Linked DNA regions of Homo sapiens: region 2 is linked to region 1. Evidence: chromatin loops called from intact Hi-C (ENCODE). Cell type or tissue: natural killer cell. All regions are shown on one strand. Links, peaks and the distances in the headings refer to the core of each region. The heading gives the core; the rest is flanking DNA.

Region 1 (5,384 bases), core at 187-5,186:
CAGCATGATTGGGGCATAAAGAATGAGTTGGGTCAAGGGAGATGAAGTAATGGAAGAAGAAATGTCCAGATCACACCGAACATTCTGGCCATGGTAAGGAATTTAGATTTTACTCCAAGAGTAATGGGAATCCGTGGAAGATGGGGTGGGGCAGAGGGGGCATGGCCTGAAGTGACTTGTGCATTTAGAAGGATCATTTGGGCTGTGGTGAGGATACTAGATTGTAGGGGACCAGTACCTCTCTCCTGGTGGGACATGATGGTGATTGGGATGTGAGCTCTAGCAAGGAGTTGATGAGAAACAGACAGGTTGAGGATATATTTTGGTGGTGGAGCAACAGGACTTACAGAGACCTGAATGCAGTCCATGAAGGAAAGAAAGGAATCAAGATGAGTCCAAGATTTTAGCCTGATATGCCATTTACTGAGATGGGAAAGACTTTATAGAAAAAGACTGGGGGTTGGGGAGCTAGTTTTGGTCACGTAAGTTTAAGATATTTAATAGGCATCTAAATAGAAAGGCAGAAGATAGTTGGATATATAAGTCTGGAGTTCAGGGAAGAAACTCCAGCTAGAGACAGATATTTGAGAATCATCAGCATCAGAAGGATATTTGAAGCTGTGGAACAGTCTGAACTCATGTAGTAAAAGAACACAGGATGAGAAGAGGACAGATCCCTGGGGAAGACAAAACAGCCAGAGAGCTAGGAGGAAAAATTGAGAAGTGTTTCAAGACGGAGCCAAGATGCTGCTGAGAAGCCAAGGAAAATAAGGATAAAGAATTGGTCATTGGTTCTGTCAAGAGAGAGGTCTGTGATGACCTTGACATGGGCCACTTCAGTGCAATGATGAGAACACAAATCCATTCAAGTGGACTGAAGAGAAGCCAATGGGGAGATGAGAAAGCTGAATCTTGATGGGATGGGGAAATGGAGAAATCCGATGGAGGCTGTTGGGGGTAAGAGGTCAAGGGAAAGGTTTTTCTGGTTAGGTTGTTTGTACTGTTTTTTTAAAAAAATAGAAATATAACAGTATGTTTTATGCCAGTCACAAGGATCCAGTATATAAGGAGATCTTGATGATGTAAAAGAGAAGGTAATTATAAGGTGAAAACAAGAGGGTTTTTGTCCTGGGTTGCAGCCCAGAACAATATTGCAGAGGCTATACTAGATAGAAACTTCATCTACTGTGGCAGATGGGATGGCAGAATGTATTGATACACATGCAGTTTGGTTTGTGGACTTGAGGTGGATTGAAAAGGTAGATCTAATTTGATTTTGAATATTTTCTTTCTGAAGTATATAGGCCAGTCAGTCATGAGCTAGACAGAGATTTTGGAGATTTTAGGAGAGAGAAGACAAAAGATACAATCTCTCAAAGAGTGGGAAAATAAATTTACTATGAAAGGACACTTACATCATTTGGTGGTGTCAAGTGCCAATTTGACATCTGTGATTGTAGCTTTGAAGTGACTCAGTCAACACAATTGTGTATGTTTCTCCCAGTAGTCCTCTTGGTGCTGAGTAAGTGGGCAATGGGTTTAACCAGGATTAGGGTTTTATCAGGCATCAGTGGACGAGAATTGAAAATCTTGTGAAGGGGATGGTCAGGGAATTTCTGAATTGTAGACTGGAGTTTTAGAAATCAGAGTTGAAGAATTTGAGTGAGGTGGGAGAAGGGTTATGACGACAATGACTAACACTTATTAAAAGCACTGTGCCCATCTCTTTTCATGTGATAACTCATTTAGTACATTAGAAGCTGCACAGAGAATTTGGGGATGTGCTGCCTTCGGGAGATGAATGACAGGAGGCCAGATCTTATAAAGATGTTAGATTTAAATGGTCTATAAAGCATGAGGAGATTACTCTTGCAAATTACAGCATAAGGTGATAGGAAGTCTCAGGTACCTGCTCTCAGTATTGACATTTTGAGACAACAGTACATCATGTAAAAATTATTAAGATAATTGGACTTGAAGTTATGTCTAAAACTGAGTTCCAGCTCTGCCAATCACTCAGTATTTGACCTTGGACAAGTCTACATCTGGCTTGGTCTCAGTTTCTTTATTTGTAAAAAAAAAAAAAAAAAAAAAACCACCACAAAAAAGTGAAGATAAAATTACATGGTGACTATGAAAACACCTAGCAACCTGTTAAGCCCTTAAATATAGTGTTGAGTGTGACTGTTACAGTTGAGAACAGAGCTGTGCGGCGGAAGATTATTTTGACAACAGTGAGCATGATTAATTAGAATAGGAAAGACTGAGAGCATGTAAGTGTTTGAAAAAAATCAAAAACAGCCCAGGCATAGTGGGTAAGGACCCAAGCTAGGCTGCAACAATGGAAGAAGTTCAGGAGAAATTATAGAGAAGAAGCGGTAGGATTTGATCCAAGTACAATCTATCATGTACTATTCCAGACATGACTGGGCTTAAATGAGCTACTCTGGACCCAGCCCAGTTGCCTGGTTGGCTAATACCAGTGGCCACCAAGGACTAGCTCTGGGGATGATGTGGAATGGGAATTAAGAGCTCCGGTAAAGGAGTAGGACCTAGGTTCAAATACCAGCTCTATCAGCTCTGTGATCTTGGGCAAGTTATTTAATGTTTGTTTCCTTGTCTATAAAAATAGAGACACTCATACATATCCCATGGTACATGTGAACATTAAATATATGTGATTATATATGTCAAGTATATATGTGACATATATATATATCACTCACAGAACTCTGGGTTCTGTGAGTGATAAGACCTCTGTAACAATGGCTGTAATTATTCACATTAGATCTTGAAACTATCCCGAAAGCAATGAAGCCCATTGTCCCAAGTGGCAGTACAGGGAAGGATTATTTCCAGGAAGGGATTTAATGAGAGACCAGATCAATTATGAAAGATGGAGTCAGAAATGACTACAAACAGAAGCCAGGATATACCTAACCTTCAAGTCTGTTGTCAGCAAAGATACATCCTTCTCCCCACAGACTAAGTTTCTTAGGTCTGACTCACTGTATCACTTCCTGTTTTCCTCTGTGGCTTACTGCTGCCTTCAGTGGCAAAACCCAAGCACACTTCTCTGATATTTTTGCTCAGTGATGACTTTCGGGAGCCAACCACTTGTGGCTTTTTTTTTGCAACACTTGTCCTGTGAATGCAATGACTGCCTATGTTTGATGGAAACAAAGTGGCTAAAAGCAGTCTCTTTGGCTGAAATGTTAAAGCCACACAGGCCATGTGAGTCCAAAGGAGACCAGCAGCCTAGAATGGGTAACTCAAAATATAACATCTTCCCAAGTCTCAGGCCCCAGGAGGGAGAGTGAGACAGCTCCTCAGACAATATCATGAACAGGAGGAAGCTGGTACATTAAGCTTCTTTCTCTTAAAAACCTAACCGTGTACCTGGTGGACCCTCCCTATTGATTTTAAAAGAAACTAATAAGGAGTGGAGTGGAGCAGAAAGGACCAGAATATTCTCGGCTGCTATTGGGAAGACAAAGACATGCACTGCATATGCACAGAAATATGACTGTAAGTGTCAAGTTTGAAGTAATGAGACCAGCTCTTGTGTTTGGCCTAAGAACTCTGTCTCACTACGTTCTAGAATTTCACATCATTCGCCAATAAGTAAAATTGGATGTCAGGATTTCTCTATAATATTTCAGTGAAGTTAAACAGATCATACCCTTTGGACAGTATCTCAGGATGGGCAAAGTTATGCTGGAATATAAAAATCTGATTGGCTTCATACAACAATGGCTTATTTCTTGCTATCCAAGTCTGCAGAGCAGGTGTCTTTCCTGGGAGCTGCCCTTCATGTGTTGATGCAATGTTCCAGGCTGCTTCCAATTCACATCTGCTATCCATATCCACACATGCCGCTATGAGCACAGTGGTGGGACCAAGGGCAGTGTCGGGGGAGCCCTTGGAGAGTGGAGCAGCAGCACCACACTATAAACTTTCCCCAGAAAGTCATATAGCCCTGAGTAACTTCAAGGGCAAGAGAGTGTATTCCTCTCCTGTGCCTGGAATAGAGGTGAACAGATACGTTACAGTAGTCATGGCCATTACCCATAGTTCTTTCAACAACCCAGTTACCAGCTATCATTTTAAATTTTCTTTGTATTATCCCTTTAAGGAAAATCAAATGAGGACTTTGAATTTGTATAATACTAAACATTCTTCGAGGACTTTGAATTTTTATAATACTAAACATTCTTCAAGGCCTTTTCAGGTTTCTTAACCAATATTACTTCCAAACTTTAAAATACATAGTTTGCAAAGGAAGCTTTTTTAGAGTATCAAATAAATAAAACTTTCATTATTGAAGAAGTAGTGTCACTCCCAGCTGGAATCTTCCCATTAGACATGGGCCAGCTCTCTGTGGTTAGATCCTGTTAAAGCAATGGACCTTTTGCGCACCCACACCTAAACCTGCCCAGGTGGGATAAAAATAGTCCCCCACTTTGACAATTTTAAATGCAGAGAAAAAAGTGTTTTTCAGTAAAAATTCTAGCCTATTTCTGAGCTCTTTCATCATGGGCCATAGTAAGTAATAGCTAAGAGTTGTTGAGCATTTACTGTGTTAAAGTGGTGAGTGCTTTGCACGCAGGTCTCATTTAAATTTTATAACACAGATACACTTCTATTATCCCAATTTTACACCAAAGAAATGAGCTTAAAGAGGTCCCCTAACTCTCCTACTCCTTCGCAAACCAAGGTTTGGACCCAGATCATCCGACTCTGGAGCCCTTCCTCTTAACCATTATCCTAAACTGCCTCCCAAATATTCTTGAAATAAGTCTTAAGGGAAGTGGAGCAAATGTTGCAATCTCCATATAATCAAATGCTCCTGAAACCAGTGCCCTGACCAGCAGGGTTCCTGTGTGGCTACTCAATCCTGGAGAACTGCTGCCATTGTCCCCTGCCCTGTATTTCCAAGTTATATTCCAACCCTAGAGATCAGGCATGCGGATGGAATTCTGATTTCTGACCCTTTCATTAACAAAGCACTCTGCATGTTTCTTGTGTCTTCCAGTTGACCGTCCTCCAATGGAACCCTCCCAGTATGTCTCAGTTGTCCCTAAATATCCAGACAAGATGGGATTTGATGAGGTAGGAAAGGTGTCTATATGTGTGTGCACATGCACGCGTGTGCAGGCTTGTGTGTTCATTTTGGAACACAAGCCTGAGCTTGCATCTGAGAGCCAGCAAGACTGGCTTGGCTGCTGAAATGGCTCTGAGGTCTTGGGAAAACTACTTGGTTTTTGTTGTTCTCAGTTTCCTTATCTTAAAAAAAGGAGTATCATGATAAATGTAGTTAATCATTTACTTAGAAAGAAATTACCATTTAGTAATGAAAGTGAATTTGATATTTTCTAGGAGCA
Region 2 (5,384 bases), core at 69-5,068, 270 kb before region 1:
TCATAAGTGAAGGCATGCCATTAATCTACAGCATCAGTGTTATGGGTTTATCAGCATGGCACACCAAGTGGGATGTCAGAGGAATGGGCTTCATCTCACTGCAGAATGCAGTGGATCAAAAATGGACCAAGAGCTTCCCAGCCTAAGAGTCTAGTAAACTCCAGAGGCTCGATGTCAGATTCAGAAGAATTAAGGCAGAGCTATGCTCTTTGAGGAGAAACACATACAAGAAGTTCAAATTTTGTCCCCAAGTCTTCTTAAAGTTCAAGAAAATCTCTTCCCACTGAATTTAAATTAAGGCCTTATTTCCATGACATTTGATAATCCTTTATTGAGTATATCCTATGCACTGTGGGCACTTCTGTCCTCAACACTGGAGATGTTGCGAGTGAGAAGACACAATGCCTGCATTCAAAGAGCTTATGATCCACTCAAGAAGTCAGACAAGAGATAAACAATCTTAGCACAGGGTGTTACATGATCTGGAGAAGTAAGCCCAGGGTGCTGTGGGAGACAGAAGGGGAATCTGGGTGCAGCTGGAGGAAGCCTTCTGCCTAAAGATGGCTGATCAGCTCCTTCTGGGTAAAGAGGGTGGTCAGTTCTGTGTGGTTAACTTCTCTCTCTCCTTCCTGACAGAGAGGAGGCAGAGACCTGGGGGAAAGAGAATTGATTACAATCAGTGATTGTAATGGAAGAAAATTCTGCAAAAAAAACCCATGGTGATGTAGAAAGGGGAGAACTGCCTTCAGACAAGATGTTTTTAACGAATCTATGGAAGAAAAAAAGGTGGATGGAGGAGCAGTGCTGGGGAAGCAGGATGAAGCTGAAGCTTCCCAGACGGCCAGAAGGTGGGTGGAGAGAGAGGGAAGGAGGGGAGGCTAAGACTGAGAAGAGAGGCTCAGAAAGGCTCTGACGCTGGAACTCAAGCCTAGCAGAATTGAGAGCTGGAGTAGGATAGGCCAGAGAACACAAGAGGAGTCATTGAAAACCTTTGAGAAAAACTCTCGATGGGACCACCCACCCATGCCAGTGTATTCAGCAGTTAAGTGTCCATCTCCAAAATAAATCAGGTGTCCTTCAAAGCACTGAGTGGCCCCAGAGAGCAGACCTGCACCTTCTGGCACTTAGAAGTCCTTCTGAGTAGAGCAGGCTTTCTACTCCATCACCCTAATGCCATGGTTCTCCGCAGTGAGTGATTTTGCCCCCCCAGGACATTTGGGAGTGAGTAGAGAAGACATTTTTGGTTGTCTGTGAGGACAACAAACTTGGGGAAGGTGCTACTGGCACGTGGAGGGTAGAGGCCAGAGGTGCTGCGAAACATACTACACCGTGGAGGAGAGACTCAGACAACAAAGAATTATTTAGCCTCAAATGTCAATAATAAGAAACTCTAACATAAAGTTCTCCAGTTTACAAACCCCACCCCCACAAACTCCAAACAGTACTCCACAGCCATTTCAGCATTGTCACGTTTCAGTCATCAAGGATCTACTTAACCAAGTGCCTGGCCCCGCTGGATGCTGTAAGACGGGGGTCCCTAACCCCCAGGGCCACGGACTGGTATCTGTTAGGAACCGGGCTGCACAGCAGGAGGTGAGTGTGGGCCAGCCAGCATCACCACCTGAGCTCCGCCTCCTGTCAGATCAGCGGCAGCATTAGGCTCTCATAGGAGCATGAACCACACTGTGAACTGCGCATGCGAGGGATCTCGGTGGCTAAGATTCTGAACCATTCTACAGCGTAACACTGATGCTGTAGATTAATGGCAGGCTCTTTATGAGAATCTAATGCCTGGAAATCTGTCACTGTCTCCTACCACCCCTAGATGGGACCTTCTAGTTGCAGGAAAACAAGCCAGGGGCTCCCACTGATTCTACATTACAGTGAGTTATATAATTATTTCATTACATATTACAATGTGATAACAACAGAAATAAAGCACACGATAAATGTAATGGGCTTGAATCATCCCGAAACCATCCCCACACCCCGCTGGTCCATGGAAAAATTGCCTTCCATGAAACCGGTCCCTGGTGCCAAAAAGGTTGGAGACCACTACTGTAAGAGATGCTTTACGGCAGATCCATGACATGGTCACTGGGGACATGGAAAGAGAAAGGGTGTTTCCGTGTTGCTTTGAAAAACTCTGAGGCAATGCAACCAAAATTTTAAAAAGAAGAAAAAGAAAGCGTCTGAATTAGGAAAGAGCAAACAGCTTCGGTACATGCTACTGGGAAAAACGGCTTTTCAGGGTTGACCGCAGTACCTATCGATGGCCAGCAGAGGGCAGATGGGGCAAAAGAGCAGGAGAAAGGGAATTTCTGCCCTTCAGGGAGGCAATTCCAGTAAGAATACATGATTGTAAGTCAAGAGTCAACTGGAATTAAAAGCAGGAAATAGAGAAGGCAGTAGCTCACTGACTCCAAGACAATGCAGGTTTCACACAGTTGGGAGTCGAGGCCACAGAAGAACTAGGGAACCCAGGGCACCAAGGCTGAGGGGTAAGGGGCCAGAGTGGGCATGGGGCTTGGGTGGGAGAGCCCGATCCATTGCCAGGTGCTGTGCTCACCATACACAGGGGGAATAGGCCTCTGAAACACCTTCAGTGTTTGCCTCTGCCTCCTCTCAGCCTCCGCTTTGCTTTTTATAGGCCCAGTGCCTGGTATGACAATCAGAGGAAGCTGAAAAGCCTACCTGCAGGCCATGCAATGATGTGGGTGGATTTGGAAGAGGTGGATTCTGCTGGTGGGAAAGATGAAACCTGGCTTTGGTTGGTAGCAGGCTATTCTATATGTGAGTTTCTGCCCAACAGTTCCATGGTCGCCCTGCAAACCCAGCATCACACTGTAGTGTGTTTTGATCGCATAAACCTCCTTGAAAAGTCATTCTATAAGCACTTCTTGTTTTGTAAAAATAAAGTGTATTAGGGTTCTCTAGAGGGACAGAACTAATAGGATAGATGTATATATAAAGGAAAGTTTATTAAGGAGAATTGACTTACATGATCACAAGGTAAAGTCCCACAATAGGCCATCTGCAAGCTGAGGAGCAAAGAAGCCAATTTGAGTCCCAAAACCTCAAAGGTAGGGAAGCTGACAGTGCAGCCTTCAGTCTGTGGCCGAAGGCCTGAGAGTCCCTGGCAAACCACTGGTGTAAGTCCAAGAGTCCAAAAGCTGAAGAACTTGAGTTTGATGTTTGAGAGCAGGAAGCATCCAGCACGGGAGAAAGAAGATGGGCGGAAAACTCAGCAAGTCTGCTTCATTCTAGCCATGCTGGCAGCTGATTAGATGGTGCCCACCCACATTGAGGGTGGGTCTGTCTCTCCTAGTCCACCGACTCAAACGTTAATCTCCTTTGGCAACACCCTCACAGACACACCCAGGAACAATACTTTGCATCCTTCAATCCAATCAAGTTGACACTTAATATTAACCATCAAAGAAGAGTTAAGACATCTCTAGGGGAGTTTTCAGGGAATACCTGGAAATATTCTGGTGTCCAATAAAGGTAAAATTCTCATCAGAATCAACACACAGGGTATCTTCCCAAGCTCATTTTTATCATCACTGATGATAGTTACTCATTCTCCAAGTTTATTTCATGAATGTTTAGAATCAAGTCTAAACATCTCAGAAATCTCATTTATTAATAATGTATATCTAGCCGAGTGAGCAATGAGGAAAAGGTTTAATGTCCAAGATTTGGGGCTGGAGATAATATAACCTCTACCATGCTTACAGAATATAAAATGCTGGCCTAGTCTAGAAACCCAATCAAATGGCAACACAAAATGCAGACTACAAGTGTGGAATATTCTGATTTATTTGCTGTTTTAAAAAACCCTTTTTGCCTGATACCTATCAAAACCAAAAATAATCCTCTCACACAAGATAAGCGGGGATAGGAACTACACATTATTTAGGAGCTGGGCATTGTTGTAAGTACTTATTTGTTCTGGCATTTAATCCTCAGAACAGCCAACTGAATTAGTATTATTATGCCATTTTATAGATGAAGAAACCAATGTTCTAAGACATCACTGTAATAATCGAACAAGTTTTGTTGTTGTTGTTGTTGTTTTTAAGTGTCTTCTGTATCAGGAACTGAGCCATATTCTGGAGAAAAACAGAAACAATGACAGTGTCTCCCCCGTCTGCGGGATGTAGATATGTACACTGACAATTACATACTACAAATACTGTAATGGAAGTGGGAACACCTGGAATCTGCCTGGGTCAGGGACAATTTCATAGCGAGGTGACTCCAGCTGATTCCTAAAAGAATAGAGATTTTCCACTTTTCCCGTCTACTTGATGCTGTGATCTTATACTGTTGCAAAGTGATATCTCCAATTTCCATGGAAACTCCCTGCAGGCTAATTAGAATCCAGTTTATAAATTTAAAATAGGTAGAGTTTGATATTCTCTGATGCACACCGGTGTCTACTTCCTGCTGGCAGAGTTCTGTGGCCTTTTTGGGGATCCTTGGGATGGGACAAGGCTGATAAAATAACTTACCAGCTGGAGGTCACCACTCTTATCTAGCAATGGCATTCAATTGCTAGATAAGACACAAGTTGATAAGACTCAATTGACCCATGTGGCCCACCTGAAACGCCACATGGGGCAATTGAACCACCCGTCTCTTCCACCTGCCCTAAACTGCTACTACTTTTGGGGCTAAAGTGCCCTCTGCCCTTCACTGGTGGTTCTCAGAGCAGCTCTGGCCAGCTCGCCAGTGGCCCTGCCTGAGAATCCTCAGTGGAGTTCCATGTCTAGAGGAAGTCAAGGAAAAGAGGCCCACATTAGTGGAGAATTGCGCTCGTCTGTGATTGGTGGAGCCTCTCTAAGATTTTTCCAGCGTCAATATTCCCTTTCAAACATCATTAAAGCTAAAAGGAAAAGTCAGCACTAGATGTGAGGAAGCAGATTGGAGTCCTGTGTGTTATATGGCGACAACTGCCTCCATCGCAGGGCTGACTCACCGTCGTGTTATTGACCGGAAGAATATTTATTATCACAGGTCAAAGAATGAAGCATACTTCTCTCATTTCACTCAATTAATTTGTATAAAATGTTAGTTCATAATATGTGCTGTAATTTTCTTTAAAAACTTTTTTTTAAGTCAAGCTTTGTCAGCTATAAGAAGTGATGGACAGCAGCTAGGTGCTTAAGGCAGCCTGTGGGTTCTGGCTCAAAAGAAATAAGAAAAAGCCAAGACCCCCTTGACTTGCCTGGAGACCTTACAGAATATTAACATGGAGGGTTCATAACAGGCAATATAGTTCATTTTAATTAGGATCCCACAACCCTAGAAATTAAGTTACAGAAGATCTATTAGGTCATCTGGCCTATCGCTTTCCCTATCCCCTGTGCAATGCAGGA

The links. Peaks named below come from ENCODE experiments on the same cell type or tissue, not always from the same donor. Only the 100,000 strongest peaks of a DNase experiment are listed, where the experiment ranks them.
Region 2: it touches region 1 in a loop (5-fold over the local background); 13 of 110 quality-filtered maps call a loop at or near these places.

Annotation. Positions count from the first base shown.
Region 1 is chr1:183,954,490-183,959,873 of GRCh38, reverse strand. COLGALT2 (collagen beta(1-O)galactosyltransferase 2) reads left to right here. Exons shown (of 12, transcript NM_015101.4): 7 at 5,036-5,112. Among named protein-coding and RNA genes, the nearest start is that of COLGALT2, 81 kb to the left of the region's middle. RefSeq lists a silencer at 3,878-4,042. In natural killer cell, for the core only: no CTCF peak of the experiment used is centred there; a DNase peak (open chromatin) is centred at 3,033; H3K27ac peaks cover 2,837 bases.
Region 2 is chr1:184,219,655-184,225,038 of GRCh38, reverse strand. No RefSeq gene overlaps it. Among named protein-coding and RNA genes, the nearest start is that of C1orf21-DT, 160 kb to the left of the region's middle. RefSeq lists an enhancer at 1,073-1,606. In natural killer cell, for the core only: CTCF peaks have their summits at 2,126 and 2,325 (motif pointing right); DNase peaks (open chromatin) are centred at 1,688 and 2,288.